Regions from separate parts of the Mus musculus genome. Here region 1 is linked to region 2. Evidence: chromatin contacts called from ENCODE POLR2A ChIA-PET data. All regions are on one chromosome and are shown on one strand. The core of a region is the stretch at or near the end of the contact, and the rest is flanking DNA. Distances in the headings are between cores, read along the strand shown.

Region 1 (7,232 bases), core at 478-2,977, 93 kb before region 2:
TACTCCTCTGAAGGCAGCCTGTAGATCTGCTAAATCCAGCCTCCCAGACAGGAAGGCAGGATGGGATCCAGTGCCTGTGGAGGAGGGGAGTCCAGCAAGACAGGAGAGACTGAGTAGATCTGCCGGTCAAGCACCTCTCTGCAGCCCCTGGGAATTGTTTCTGCTTCTGCGTCAGTGATGTTGGGATTCATCAAGGGACTGTAGAGGAAGAGCTGGCCCCAAGGAGCTGCTAGGAGCCCACTGAGCCCATTCTGCTCACTGCCAGGGCCTGGTGTAGTGTAGAACATAGCATTCATGTGTGGCTGAGATGGAATGACGGCCAATGTCCTACACTGACAGCAGTGCAGGGTGGCAGGGTGCGAGTGCTCTTCTCTGTCCCCAAGCTGAAAAGCAGGGGTGCTGGGTATGGGTGTTATTGCCATAACAACAGCAAAGAGTCAGTAGAGTGCACCCCACTACCATAGAACAGTCCCCCCCAAATCCACCTGGCACAGTCCCAGCCCCCAGGACCTTTTGAAATAATGTTGTGGCAGATGTAAGCAGCAGAGGTTAAAATTGTTGGGATGAGCTGAGCATGGTGGAGCACAACTTGAATCCCAGCACTTGGGAGGCAGAGGCAGGTGGATCTCTGAGTTCAAGGCCAGCCTGGTTTACAGAGTTCCAGGACAGCCAGAGCTACAGAGAAACCCTGTCTCAAAAGAAAGAGAGAGAGAGAGAGAGAGAGAGAGAGAGAGAGAGAGAGAGAGAGAGAGAGAAAGAGGGAAAGAGGGAAAGAGGGAGAGAGAAAAAGAGAAAGGGAAGAAGGGAGGAAGGAAAGAAAGAAAAAAGAAAATCAGACAGCAAAGAAGGAAGGAAGGAAGGAAGGAAGGAAGGAAGGAAGGAAGGAAGGAAAGAGAATTGATTGTTGGGATGGCCCTACCCCGGTGTGGCAATGTCATAAAAGGAATACTTGGATACAGAAACATGGGAGAATGTTCCCAGAAGTGGAGGCCCCGGAGGGAGATATCTAGCAGCCCAGAATTACCTAAAATTGACAGAACATCTCAGAGGCTGGGAGAGAACCTGGGCTCCCTGGAACAGACAGCAGGGACAGCAGGCCACAAGAGGGCTGATGACCAACACCTTAGGATCAGACTTCTGGTCTCTTGAACCACAGAAGATGCCCTTTGGGGAGATTTTCTTTTGTTTTGTGGGACTGGCTACATAGCCCAGGTTTGCTGAAAACTCAGGCAATCCTTCTGCCTCAGCCCCCTAAGCGCTGTCTACAGGTGTGAGGGACTGCACCCTGCTTTATTTTCTGTTTGTAAAACCCGTTTGTATCACTGTGTCACGGCACTGGCAGTAAGCTAGCCACCCCTCCTTTAGTGTGCTTCTTTCCCTCTGAGTAGATGGGAAACTCAGTCCCTGGAAGACAGATGGGTGGGATGAAGATCCCGGGGCACAGACTGGTGTCCTCGGGCAAATGGCTGCATCTTTCTGTCCTTATTTGCTAATCAGTACCAAAAGATGACTGCCAGGCTTCTTTCTGCTTCTCAGAGGGCTGGAAACCAAGGGCAGATCCTTTCGCAACACGGCAGGGGCGGGGCTAGATAGGTGAGGCGGGGCTTGGTGGGTGGAGCCTGGGTGGACTCGGGGTGGGGCCAGTCGTCCGCTCGACTAGCTCGACGCTTCCTGGACCCGCTCGGTGTTCAGCCATCTGCCCTGCGTCGCCGTCGCTCTCCGCTCTGGATTTCGCCGTGATGTCGACCGCAATGAACTTCGGGACCAAAAGCTTCCAGCCGCGGCCCCCAGACAAAGGCAGCTTCCCGCTGGACCACTTCGGTGAGGCGAGGCGAGGCACAGGCTGATGGCGGCCTGGGATCGGGTGGCAGAGTTAGGAATACTGAATCTGGGTGGCAGCGTCTCGGGTGCTGAGTCTGAGTGGTAGGGAGTGCTGTTTCTCGGTGACAGGATCAGGGGTATTGGAAGTAGGTGGCAGGATCTGGGATACTGGTTCTAGATGGCAGGGTCAGGGGTACTGGGGTACTGGGTTTGGGTGACAGAGTTATGGGTGCAGGATATCTGGGTGGCAGGGTCAGGGGTACTGGATCTGGGTTCAGGGTCTGGGCTGCTGGGTCTGGGTGGCAGAGACTGGAGTGTTGTCTCTTTGCTATAGATGGCAGGTTTGGGGGCACTGGGTTTGGATGGCAGGGCCTGGGGTTGTAGATCTGGGTGGCAGAGCCTAAGGTACTAGATTTGAGTGGCCGGGTCAGAGTTGCTGGATTTAGGTGTAATGTCTGAAGAGTTAGATGTTGGATGTGACAGGGCCTAGGGTGCTGGATCGAAGGTCTGAGAGCCAAAGTGAAGGAGCTGAATATGAGGGACAGTGTGTGGGGTTATAGACCTGGGTGGCATTGTCATGTGTGTTGATGACAGGATGCTAGAAATGGTGGGTGGGGTCTGAGGTACTGGACCCTGGATGCAGAGCAGTTAATATTACAGGTCCTTCCCGGGTAGTGGGGCTGGGCGTGCTCAGAGCACTGTGGGGGTGCAGTCAGAGAAACTGAGTCTTGAGGGCCCCTATTTCAGAGGGCCACATGTCATGGCTCTCCAAGTAAGACTTGGGGCTAATGTGATAGGATGGTGACAGGCCTCCTGGAACGGAGCTTGATGTTAGGCCCCCTGGCGGCAGCTCAGCTCAGCGCAGGACATACCCACCCTCCCCTAGCTCCAGGCTCTGGGTCTGCCGTGAACATTAGGCAAGGAAATATTTTCAAAAAGCTTTTTGATATCTAACACTGGGGCTGAAAGCCCGGGTTTGGCACATGCTAGGCGAGTGTTCACCTCTGAGCCACGCCTCCAGCCTGGAGGATTTCTAGTCACCGTTCTGAAGTCTGCAGTTAACAGGCCTTTTGGGAAACTGGAACATGGGAAAGAAAAAAAACAAACAAACTGGGAGAGAGTTGGAGATTCAGATTACAGAGGCCGAGCTGGTGCCTGGCACGCACAGGAACCTGAGTCCAGTCCTCAGCACTACAATAATTAAAAAAAGAAAAGACTGCCCTGCCTACCACCAGCACATAGGACATCCCCCCCCCCCCCACCTACCACCAGCACACAGACCTCCCCACAAGTCCTACCACCAGCACACAGCCCTGAGAGATGCAGCAGCCCTCAGCCCTCGTGTTAGTGTAGAAACGGCAGCTGTTAGTGTAGATTAGACGCTTCGGTGAACTGCTGTAGAGACTCCAGCTCCAGGGACAGCTTTAGAGATTACTGGTTTTTTGGGTTTTTTTTTTGGGGGGGGGGGTTCCGAGACAGGGTTTCTCTGTGTAGCCCTGGCTGTCCTGGAACTCACTCTGTAGACCAGGCTGTCCTCGAACTCAGAAATCCGCCTGCCTCTGTATTTTTTAAGTTATGCTTATTTATTTAGTGTGTTTGGGGATATGCCATGACACGTATATAGTCAGAGGACAAACTGTGGAAAACTGGGATCTCTCCACCCCCACGTGTGTCCCAGAGATCAAACTTAGGTTGTCAGCCTTGGTGGCAAGCGTGTTTACCCACTGAGCCATCTCACTATTTTTAGATTATGATTTCATTGCCAACATTTCATTGGGAAATTTTCCATTTAAAATTTTTATTTCAATTCGTTATTGATTCTTCATTTTTTTTTCAAAGGCAGGGTCTCACTATGTAGTCCTGGCTGTCCTGGAACTCGCTGCGTAGACCAGGCTGGACTCAAATGTACAAAGATCCACCGGCCTCTGCCTCCTGAATGCTAGAATTAAAGGTGTGTGCCAATATGACCGGCTTTATTATAATTTTTTTAAGTTTATGTGTATGTGTGTGCATCTGAGTTTGTATATACACCATTTGTATGCAGGCACCCTTGGTGGCCAGAAGCAGGTTTTTGATAGCCTGGAGCTGAAGTTACAGGCATTTGTTAGCTGCTCAATGTGTGTATCAGGAACCAAACTCAGGTCTCTGTCAGAGCAGCCAGTGTTCATAGCCAGTAAGCCATCTCCCCAGCTTCTTTCAGCCCTTTTGTTTTGAAGTACAGGGATTTGAACCCAGGGGACTATATGCCAAACATACACATTACCTCAGAGCCACACCCACAGCCTCACAAAGGGAACGAATTTTGATGGAAACCCTAGTGCTGCTCCTAAAGTCAGCGTGTGAGCGGGTCAGGCCTTCTCTTTAACTAATAGAATGCTGGCTTTCTTCTTTCCCTAGGTGAATGTAAAAGCTTTAAAGAAAAATTCATGAGGTGTCTCCGTGACAAGAACTATGAAAATGCTTTGTGCAGAAATGAATCTAAAGAGTATTTAATGTGCAGGATGCAAAGGTGAGTTCTATTTGTGTGTGTGTGTGTGTGTGCGCATTCACATGTGTGAGTGCTCATGATTGTGGTGAGCCACCGCGTGGGTGCTGGGAACTTGGTCTGTTGCTGGCCTGGATTCACTAGTTAGGTCGCTGACTACAGGCAAGCCAAGGGATCCCTCTCTGCCCCCAGTGCTGGGACCAGCACACCCAATTTTCTCGGGTTCTCGGGAGGGAACTCGGGTCCATTTTACCAACCCAGCCACCGCCCCTGCCACAGCAGAGTGGCTGATGTTTGCCAGGAGAAATCACAGTTTAGCCAGTGAGGAGGCCGCTAACGGCCCTGGAAACCTCCGTGAGTGACAAGCCACAGAGTGAGTGTCCACAGCTTTGTCCCTCCATCTTTAAGCTTTCAGAATCGTAGATCCTAGCGGCGCTGACTGAGCCCAACAGGTTTTCATGCCTTTCACATTCTCGGCCCAGTAAGAACACTCATGGCCTCGCGCTGTCCTCTGAAAGCTGTTTGAAATGCCACCGGGACAATGGCGACTTAAGCAGTAATGGATGATGATGGCCACCCCCACACCCACCCCAGGTTTACTTTTTTTTTTTTTTTTTTTTGGTTTTTCGAGACAGGGTTTCTCTGTGTAGCCCTGGCTGTCCTGGAACTCACTCTGTAGACCAGGCTGGCCTTGAACTCAGAAATCCGCCTGCCTCTGCCTCCCGAGTGCTGGGATCAAAGGCGTGCGCCACCACCGTCCGGCCCCAGGTTTACTTTTAAACAGAACAAAAACCAAAACCTGTGGCGCTCTGCCTTAGGACGAGAGCCATTCTACTGTAAATGTGCAGAAGCAGCTAGCACGCCAGTCCTTGGGGAAGGAGGCCTGTCCCCATCGCTGTGTACACAGGAACTCAGGCACCCCAGCCTCTCTCAAGATGTCAGTGGTCCGCTTAAGCCTGCTTTCTTTGTGTTTAACAAACCCAGACAAGTCCTAGAGGCATAGGCATGTGGGGGTGACAGTGTAGGTGTCTCAGCTCTGGCGGTGACCCCCTTCCAGATAGCTCATGGTTGGAACTGAGCCTCAGCAGATGGCTGAGAATTTCCTCTTGGCTCTGCTGAGCTTTACAAGAGGGCCAGAGTGATCCCAGCCTGGAAGGAGGCTGTGAGCAGGTTCCTGCCTTCCCCACAGCTCAACCCCTGGGTCTTGGTGTCTACAAAAGGAGAGGTTCCCACAGGCAAGCTGGACAGATTCAGCAAGTAAGAGCTTTAGTGGAGCCTGACACAGGATTGTCATCCTAACTGCTCAGGAAGCTGCGGCAGGAGAATGGTGAGGTTGGGGCCAGCCTCGGCTACAGAATAAGTTCAGAAACTATCTGGGCAATTTAGTAAGATCTTATCTCAAAATGATAAGAAAAACAGGGCTGGGCTGGTGAGATGGCTCAGTGGGTTAGAGCACCCGACTGCTCTTCCGAAGGTCCAGAGTTCAAATCCCAGCAACCACATGGTGGCTAACAACCATCCGTAACAAGATCTGACTCCCTCTTCTGGAGTGTCTGAAGACAGCTACAGTGTACTTACATATAATAAATAAATAAATCTTTAAAAAAAAAAAAAAAAAGAAAGAAAAACAGGGCTGAGAATATAGCTCAGTGCTAGAGCACCTGCTTAAAATCCCCTGAGTGAAGGGCTGGGGTGTGGCTCAGTGGTAGAGCCCCTGCCTAGAATCCCCCCAGGGAGGGGCTGGGGGCGTGGCTCAGTGGTAGAGCCCCTGCCTAGAGTCCCCCAGTGAGGGGCTGGGGGCGTGGCTCAGTGGTGATGCATTCCACAGTTAAGTGAAGTCCTGGGTTCTGTCTACAGTACCCCCTCCATACCCCTTTCCAAACCTGAGCAGATTGTTTTGCCCGTAGTGCCTGGCACAGATGCATAAGTAGGGACTCCTACTTATGATTGCTTCGAGGGTGTGGCTACTTTGAGATCCTCTGGGGGGGTGACTAGTCTGCCTGGCAAGGCTCTGGACAGTACCAGCAGAGGTTCTTGCCTGTTTGTCTGTGGGGTGAGCTGAAGCAAGGCCTCCTAGTCCCCGTGCCACACTCGACACCACATAGAACACGTGCGTCAGAGTTGGGAGGGAAGGGCCTGCTTCCATGGCCTATGGGACCTCAGCTAGGCGAGTGCAGGCACCCAAGGAAACTTCTGGCTTTGTCCAGTGTTGGCAAGGGTGTTTTGGTTTGGTTGGTGGTTGGTGGGTTTGTAAATAAATGCAAGTAAGAAAATAAAGTTAAAATACTCCTTCTCGGGCCTCCGGGGCGCGGGGAACCTCGGGGGCTGCGGCTGTCGTCACATCTCAGCTGGCCGTGACCTTGCAGCTCTCCTGCCCCCACCTCCAGAGAGGCAGAGGTGACAGGGGCATGGAATGAGTGTTGCTGGGACAGGCAGGGATCACAGAGCCCTCAGGAAGGCTCCAGAGCACAGCTCAGGGCTCATCTTAGTGTCTCCGGCCTTAGAAATCCCAGGGACAGTTTTCTAGGGGTGTCCCCTTAGGTGACAGAGGCACATTGAGAGCATTCCGTGGCTTGACTTATTCATTTGTCTGTGTGCGTGTGAGGAAGCTGCTGTCTTTCTGTCTGTGGAACTCCAGGGTTGCTCCTGCCTCCACCTCCCCAGCTATGAGGTCACAAGCACACCTTGGTGGCCTTCCGTCTGTCGGTGGGGGCTGAGCATCAAGCATGGCCCCTTCTTGTGTCCAGAGCAAGAACTTCACCGACCAAACCGTCTCCTCGGCCGTTGTTTACTCATCTTTTGGGACAGGGGCTGTGATGGCCTCACTACAGCCTATTTCTGCCCCACACTGGACTCACAGATGTGAGCAAGACCTAAAGTGTCTGGTCTTCCTGTTAGCTGGGCCCAGGCCGGTGGGGACCCGTGG
Region 2 (6,591 bases), core at 3,126-5,625:
AATGGTGAGTACTAGGTTCTCAATGGTGAGTACTAGGTTCTCAATGGTGAGTACTAGGCTGTCTCAAAAAAAAAAAAAAAAAAAAAAAAAAAAAGGTAAAAAGCAACTGATGAAGTAACGGGAAGTCAGCTTCTGGCCTCCACGCATTTGTGCACACCAATGCACATGCCTACAACACAAAGGGAGGGATAGGGGCTGGGCTAACATGTTCAGCCAGCACACAGGTCCAAGGCCTAGGGACACTCTACCATGACCTAGTGGCCTCAGACCCAAGACTATGGTGTCACAATATACACAGTAGGTTTTCTCTTCAAACATTTCTTCATGTGACTTGGCCACAAGAGACAATTCAAACAGGCCCTAGGAAGAACCTGTTGTGGAACTTTCCTGTGAGATAGGACATCCCAACCTTCAAGGAAGCTCCTAGCACACAGGTTGTTAAAAGGGAGTGAAACAGGATGTTCAGAGGGAGGTGAAACTTTCCGACCTGCTGGAAAGCTCCTTAAACTCAAGAAGAAAACAACTTCATAGATTTAGGAAGACTCTGAAACCCACCAGCTTTACTAGGCCCCTCCCTCCCCAAGTAGTACAAATTTTAAGGCCTGTTGAAACTTTTGGGAAAACCCAGCTGCCTGGAAGAGGCCCAGAGCAACTGACCTAGGAAGGGAATCCTCCCGCCTGTGGAGCTGGCTGCAGGCTGTGCAGTGTGTTCCAGGTCCCCAGCTTTTGTCACCTGCCACTTATGCCGGGGTAGGCTTTTGGTGATGCAGCTGTCCTTGAATCATTTCTGCTCTCGTATGTAACCCCTGGCCTATATTCCTGTAAGTACATAGCAACCAACACTGGGGTTCTGGAGGACGGCGTGGTGCTGTTGAGGCCACTCGGACAGACAAATAGCTTCTGACTATCTGAGATACCAACAACCAGGCCGGCAGAGCTCCTTCCTCCTCCTGGCAGAGCTCTGTGCAGAGACAAGGTAACTTGCCACAACAGGACTATGGCTAGGCAGGGGCTCTGAGGCCACACAGGCCTGATCACTGGGCTACTTGGCCCCTTCTCTTCCATACAGGTTAGGAGTGCTGAGGTTAAAATTAGGTTGTGACACATTCATAGGACAGAATACTCCATAAATGTGGATCAGATTTAGAACATCTTGCTGCGTGAACTAGAAAGCCACACAGATGGAGAGCCCCTTGATCTCTGCACAGACCCCAAAGTGAAAAGAGCTGTGCTGAACAATAGACAAACTGCCCGGGGATAGAGAGGGAGTCAGGGGTCACAACCATGGGCATTTTCAGCATCCCCAAAGTAAAAACCGTATGAAGATATTCACTGTAAATACATAAACACCACTTATCCAGTCAAAGAAGATAAAAAGCCAGGGCTGGTGATTTGACACAGCTTAGTAGGTAAGGGTGGCTGTCACCAAGACAGTCTGATGAATAGAGTCAATCCAAAATGACAGAAGAAAAGTGGCTCCTGCAAGCTGTCCTGACTGCCGTGAGCGAGTACTATGCTGTCCAGCAGTCCTGCCCATGGACCGACCCTGAGTCTAGGTGGCGCTCTATAGGCACTCCTGGGGCCTACAGTGTTGAGAGAAGCTGAGGTCTACTTGAGTTCTGTAACAAGTACTGGGCCCTGGTGGAATGCTGTGTCCCTGGAGCACACTGCACCCCAGTCCTCTTGCTGGTCAGTTCTTTGTATGCCGATAACACGTGGCTTCAAACAGTTACAAGGAGGAACTTGCCCATCACCATCCCTAGTCCACCGTGACCAAGGGAACTCTTCTAGTCACACAACACCAACAAGAACATCCTCAGTCACAGCAGGGTTGACTCAAAACAAGGACACGCTTACTCTCCGGATCTCACTTTTGTTGATTAAATAAAACAATGAGTGGGGGCAGTAGGGGCGCAAGCCTTTACTCTAGTGTCAGGGAGGCGAAAGCAGGTAAACCTGAATTTGAGGCCAGGATGGTTTGCAGAGTGAGTTCCAGTAAAATAAAACAAAAATGTAAGACACCAGGGTGTACCCTGAGTGCTGCAGAAGTATACACAGTGACTGGCCTGCTACACAGAGTAACCCCTGTAATCCAGGGGTTAGCTCTGTCTAATCCTTTGTTTCTTCACTCAAAAATTGCTTGGGCCAATTGGCTGATCCTATTCAGTGATAGACAGCTCAACTCAGAGGAAAAACCAACCATTCAGCAGGCCTGATGACACAGGCTTGACATCCTAGCTACTTAGGAAGCTCAACCTGTATGATCAAGAATTTAGGTCTGCCTGAGTCAGACCTGAAGGCACACCACCTCAAAATTTTAAGTGGAAAAAAACAAAAGGGAGTGTAGCGTGTGAGATGTCCTGGGCTCTATTCCCAACAGGACAAAACAAAACCAAAAACCAGTTACTTTATCAATCATTATGTAGTTGTTTCTACATGTAAAAATTAACTTTATTTTTTAAAGACAGGGTTTCTCTGCCTTGGCTGTCCTGGACCTCACTTTGTAGAACAGGCTGCCCTCCAACTCACAAGAGATCGGCTTGCCTTTGCCTCTTGAGTGTTGGGATTAAAGGTGTGTGCCACCACACGTGGCTACAGATTTTTATCTAAAGAATACAGCAAGTGCCTTCCCAATATAATTAATATAATTAAGAGTGTTTTAGTTTTTGTTTTTAAAGGCACTAGGGACACTGTGATGAAACTAGATGTCGCCAGACTGGTTTGTATTTATAGTGTCTAGTTTACAGAAAAATTCCCCAACAAGGCTGCCCTTCAGGTAACCTGTGATTAGAGCAAGGGCTAATGTTTCGATAAGCTGACTAAACCCCGCTGCTCCAAATCCAGGGCGCCCAATAGGTAAAGAAAACAGGAAGTCTTTGACACCAAGGACGCCAAGGCTCATCCCACACCTGCCAACCCCCTGGACTGAGCACTTACGGAGGGAAATACTGCAAGGCTGGTCCCTGATGGCTTGCTAACTACTGCGTGTGGCCTTAACCATGCCCCTCCCTCCCATGTCCACCTGGCTACTTGCCAGGCTCAATCTGGGCATGTGGGAAGTGGGAATTGTCCTCAGATGTAAACAAGTATCACTCACGAGCCAGAGGGTTCCCAGAGCACTGATTCTTCAGCCCCCAACAGGGCTTCAAGGCAGTGAGGCCACTGTGTACAGTGTCATCCACTGTCATGGCAGCTTTATCCAGCCCACAGAACACACCGTGCTCAGATCAAGCTAGAGGGAGTGACTGTAGGAGGAGTTCCACAGCACGTGGGCCCTAGGTGACAGTAATGGGTGGATGATAATGTGCAACTGGTACAAGATAACCACTTTCCACTCCTTTTACTGAAGGCCTAAAATTGCCCTAAAACAAAACGTATTTTAAAACGAAAAGTAGGTCTAAGGGGCACAGGGGCCAAACCCACACTACGGACATGGAGCAGAAATGCTGATGTCCTGTAGTCAGGAATAAAGTTCTACGTAGGAATTATCAGCTGGCAGATGCACAGAGGCAGGAATACAGATGGCCACAGGCTGGCCCACGGTGTCAGCATCTGACCACACTTTAGCCGGCTGTGCAATTCCAATCACTGGCCACAGAAGGGAGGACTAGGTGAGACTACTCTGACAACAGGACTCGCCAACCAGCGGAAGCCTTCAGAGAAAGGGAGGCCAGGCGAGGAAGAGGGTGTGATAGAGAAGGAGTGGCGGGAAGAGAGGCCTGTAAGAGGGAGGAGGCCTAAGTGAAGAGGAGAGAGGCTAGTGATAAAACTGAGTCCAGGGAAGGGGAGGCCTGAGAAGAAGTTGGCTGGGGAAGGAGGCCTGGGAAAAGGAAGGAAGGAAGGACGGGGGAAGGGCAGCTCTGAGAGTAAGGCAGGGACTCAGAAAGACGAGGCCGAGAGAGGAGGAGGGGGAACCAGGCAGAGAAGAGGAGGCCCTGCCGAGTAGTACAAGCCCGCCGCCCCCGCTCTGCTCCGCGACAGGCAGCCGCATAAACCAATGAGGGTGCGGGGCGCCGCAGCGCAGCCAATGAGCAACAGCGGAGGTGGGGCCTCGGCGCTAAGCCGCCACCCGCGCCCACCTGAAGAAGAGGGTCCGGTACATCTGGTGCGCCTCGTAGTAGTCGCCCTTCTCGACGCTAGCACGCAGCTTGCCCTCCACGCGCTGGACGCCGCCGCGGTTGCGGGCGCCGTTGCGGGCGCCCTCCTGCTCTGCCATCGCCGCCGCCGCCGCCATGGGCCGGCGTTCCGCGCAGAGCTGACGCTGTCGCAGGCGCGGTCGGCGGCGCCTCCCGGCTTCCGTCCCTGCGGCCGCCGCACTCCTTCTACGGTGGCCGCGAGGAGCCGTGCGAGGGCGGGCGCGCCGCGGGCCGCACGTGATCGAGGCGGAGCCTGCCGGGATCGCGGGAGCCGCGCGAGGACACGCCCCTGAGGGGGGGTCTGAGAAGGACCCTGAGAACACAGGCCAGGAAAAGCCGACGGGGTGGGGCTCTCAGACTATCGCGGGAACTTGTTTGTAGTCTTGCGAGAGTGGGCGGGACCGAGGTCTTGGGCGGGACTACACGCTGAGCTGTCCCCAGCTTAGTGTCATCACTGCACAATGTAATCAGCCACGTAGGCTGCGCAAGTAAACTGAGGCAGAAGACTCAGCGATGAGGCGTCTTATTCGCGCGCCCCCTGAAGTTACCCTTAGCGCATGGATGAACCAGACACATTTTAGAAGCTTTGACCTGTCTCACACCTGCCCGGGGAGTGCCCCTCCAGGTGGCAGTCATCCTTAGTGACATCTGGGACAGGGCAGTATGCTCAGGCTAGAACCTGTAATGTCTCCAAGAAGACCTGGCTGTGGTTGGAGCAGGTGACAGCAGAGAAGGGAGGAAGGTCATGATTAATTGGGGGAGGATGGGAGGTGCTGGCCAGGGTCAGAGTTGTCCTCTGACAGCATCCAAAACTCAGGTTACAAAACCCTACACATATCCTTAAATAATGAGTTTGGATGCTGGAGATGAAGTTCAGGGCGTTCATTTCTGTCAGCTACACACTCTCAGCCTTCCATTTACTCTGGCCCTTGAACTTGTGACTCTCCTGCCTCAACTTACCTACTTTTTATGCCTGCACCCGGGCCAGCTGGACTAGCATTTTCTGCACCACACCCATGTGCAAGCAGAAAGCATGGTAACAGATTAAGGAGTCTGTAAACATGATCTCTTGCTGTGGGGTCCGCTTAAATCCAACCTAAAACCAACATAACTCAAGACACCAGGTCAACGCAGGTAATCAAGCCGCTATTGGTCAGGGCCGCAGAGCAGATGAAGCTGAAGTAAAACCCTGAGGGAATACTGTACAGCCTAAAGGATGAAAATATAGAGAAAGGGGGAGGTGGGTGGGCAGGCTGTAGCACTGTCTAATCATAATCCGTCGTAAGGGGTTGGACAAGGGCGTTCCCACTGTATCAGGATAGGTTGGTTCCTAGGCCTGGAAACATAAACATTAGTTTGACCCTGCCAGCAAGATGAAGTTGTCCTCGAGATGTCTGGACTCAAGACAACTATTTCCTTACAACAGAAGCTGTTCAAAGTAAGCTATTGGGAAGTCCCTAGCTCCCCTAGGGCCTGGGAGCTTGGTTTCTTGATATGATTAAATGGAGCCTGAAAACAAGATGGTAGTACTTAGAATAAATGTCTTTTGCTGGTTCCCAACACTCTGACAGTACCGTGCTCACCCTTCTGTGAAGAGGGATGATGCTCTGTGGGCACTACCACATAAGGAAGGACCACTTGGATACAGCATTCTACCTGATGATCCAGACACCTAGTAACAAAGGGGCAAGTGATTCATGCTGCATGAGTGTCCGACCAGGGGATGACTTGTCTGGATGGGACAGTGTAGTACAGTTTGTCATAAATTCTTTTTGGAACTTTTTCCCCTCCTAGATAGGGCCTATTATATTGCTCTGTTTGAGTGTTCTGCAACTTGCTATGTAGAACAGTCTAGTCTTGAACTTACAGTGGTCCACCTGCCTTTGCCTCCTGAGTGCTGGGATTAAAGGTGAGCACTACCCTCCTGGCTGGAATTCTCTCAAGATGTTTAGCAGGTCCTCAAGAGAGCAAAGCCCTAGTAACAGGCTTCTCTTTAAAACAGAAACAGCTAGGGGCTGGAAAGATGGCTCAGTGGTTAAGAGCACCTACTGCTCTCCCAGAGGTCTTGAGTCCAATTCCCAGCAACCACATGGTGACTCACAACTTTCTGTAATGGGATCTGATGCCCTCTTTTGGTGTGTCTAAAGACAGCTACAGTGTACTCATATACATAAAATTAATCTTTAAAAAGAGAGAGAGAGAAAGAGACAGAGAAACAGCTGCATGGTGTGGGCTCAGCACTCAGGCAGAGGCAAGCAGATTGGACGTCGAGTCCAGCCTGGTCTACAGAGTGAGTTCTAAGATATAAGAGCCAGGGTTAAACAGAGAAACCTTGTCTTAGGGTGAGAGGGAAAAAAAGTAAAGGAAAGCCTATGAACTGAGGATGCTTAAATCAACGTGACACTTCTGTATACATGGTAGGAACCAGAGCTGTTAAAAGGTATGAAAAATGCTC

The links. ChIA-PET counts read pairs that join two places held with the same protein, here RNA polymerase II (POLR2A).
Region 1: POLR2A ChIA-PET joins it to region 2 with 21 read pairs in Patski. The contact joins the promoter of Cox19 here to the promoter of Get4 in region 2. POLR2A ChIA-PET finds 5 or more read pairs at or near these places in 3 of 5 experiments (Patski and embryonic stem cell).

Annotation. Positions count from the first base shown.
Region 1 is chr5:139,339,661-139,346,892 of GRCm38, reverse strand. Cox19 (cytochrome c oxidase assembly protein 19) reads left to right here and starts at 1,727. Exons shown (of 3, transcript NM_197980.1): 1 at 1,727-1,821; 2 at 4,219-4,330. The coding sequence starts at 1,740.
Region 2 is chr5:139,250,108-139,256,698 of GRCm38, reverse strand. It overlaps Get4 (golgi to ER traffic protein 4), which reads right to left and starts at 4,375. Exons shown (of 9, transcript NM_026269.2): 1 at 4,080-4,375. The coding sequence starts at 4,234.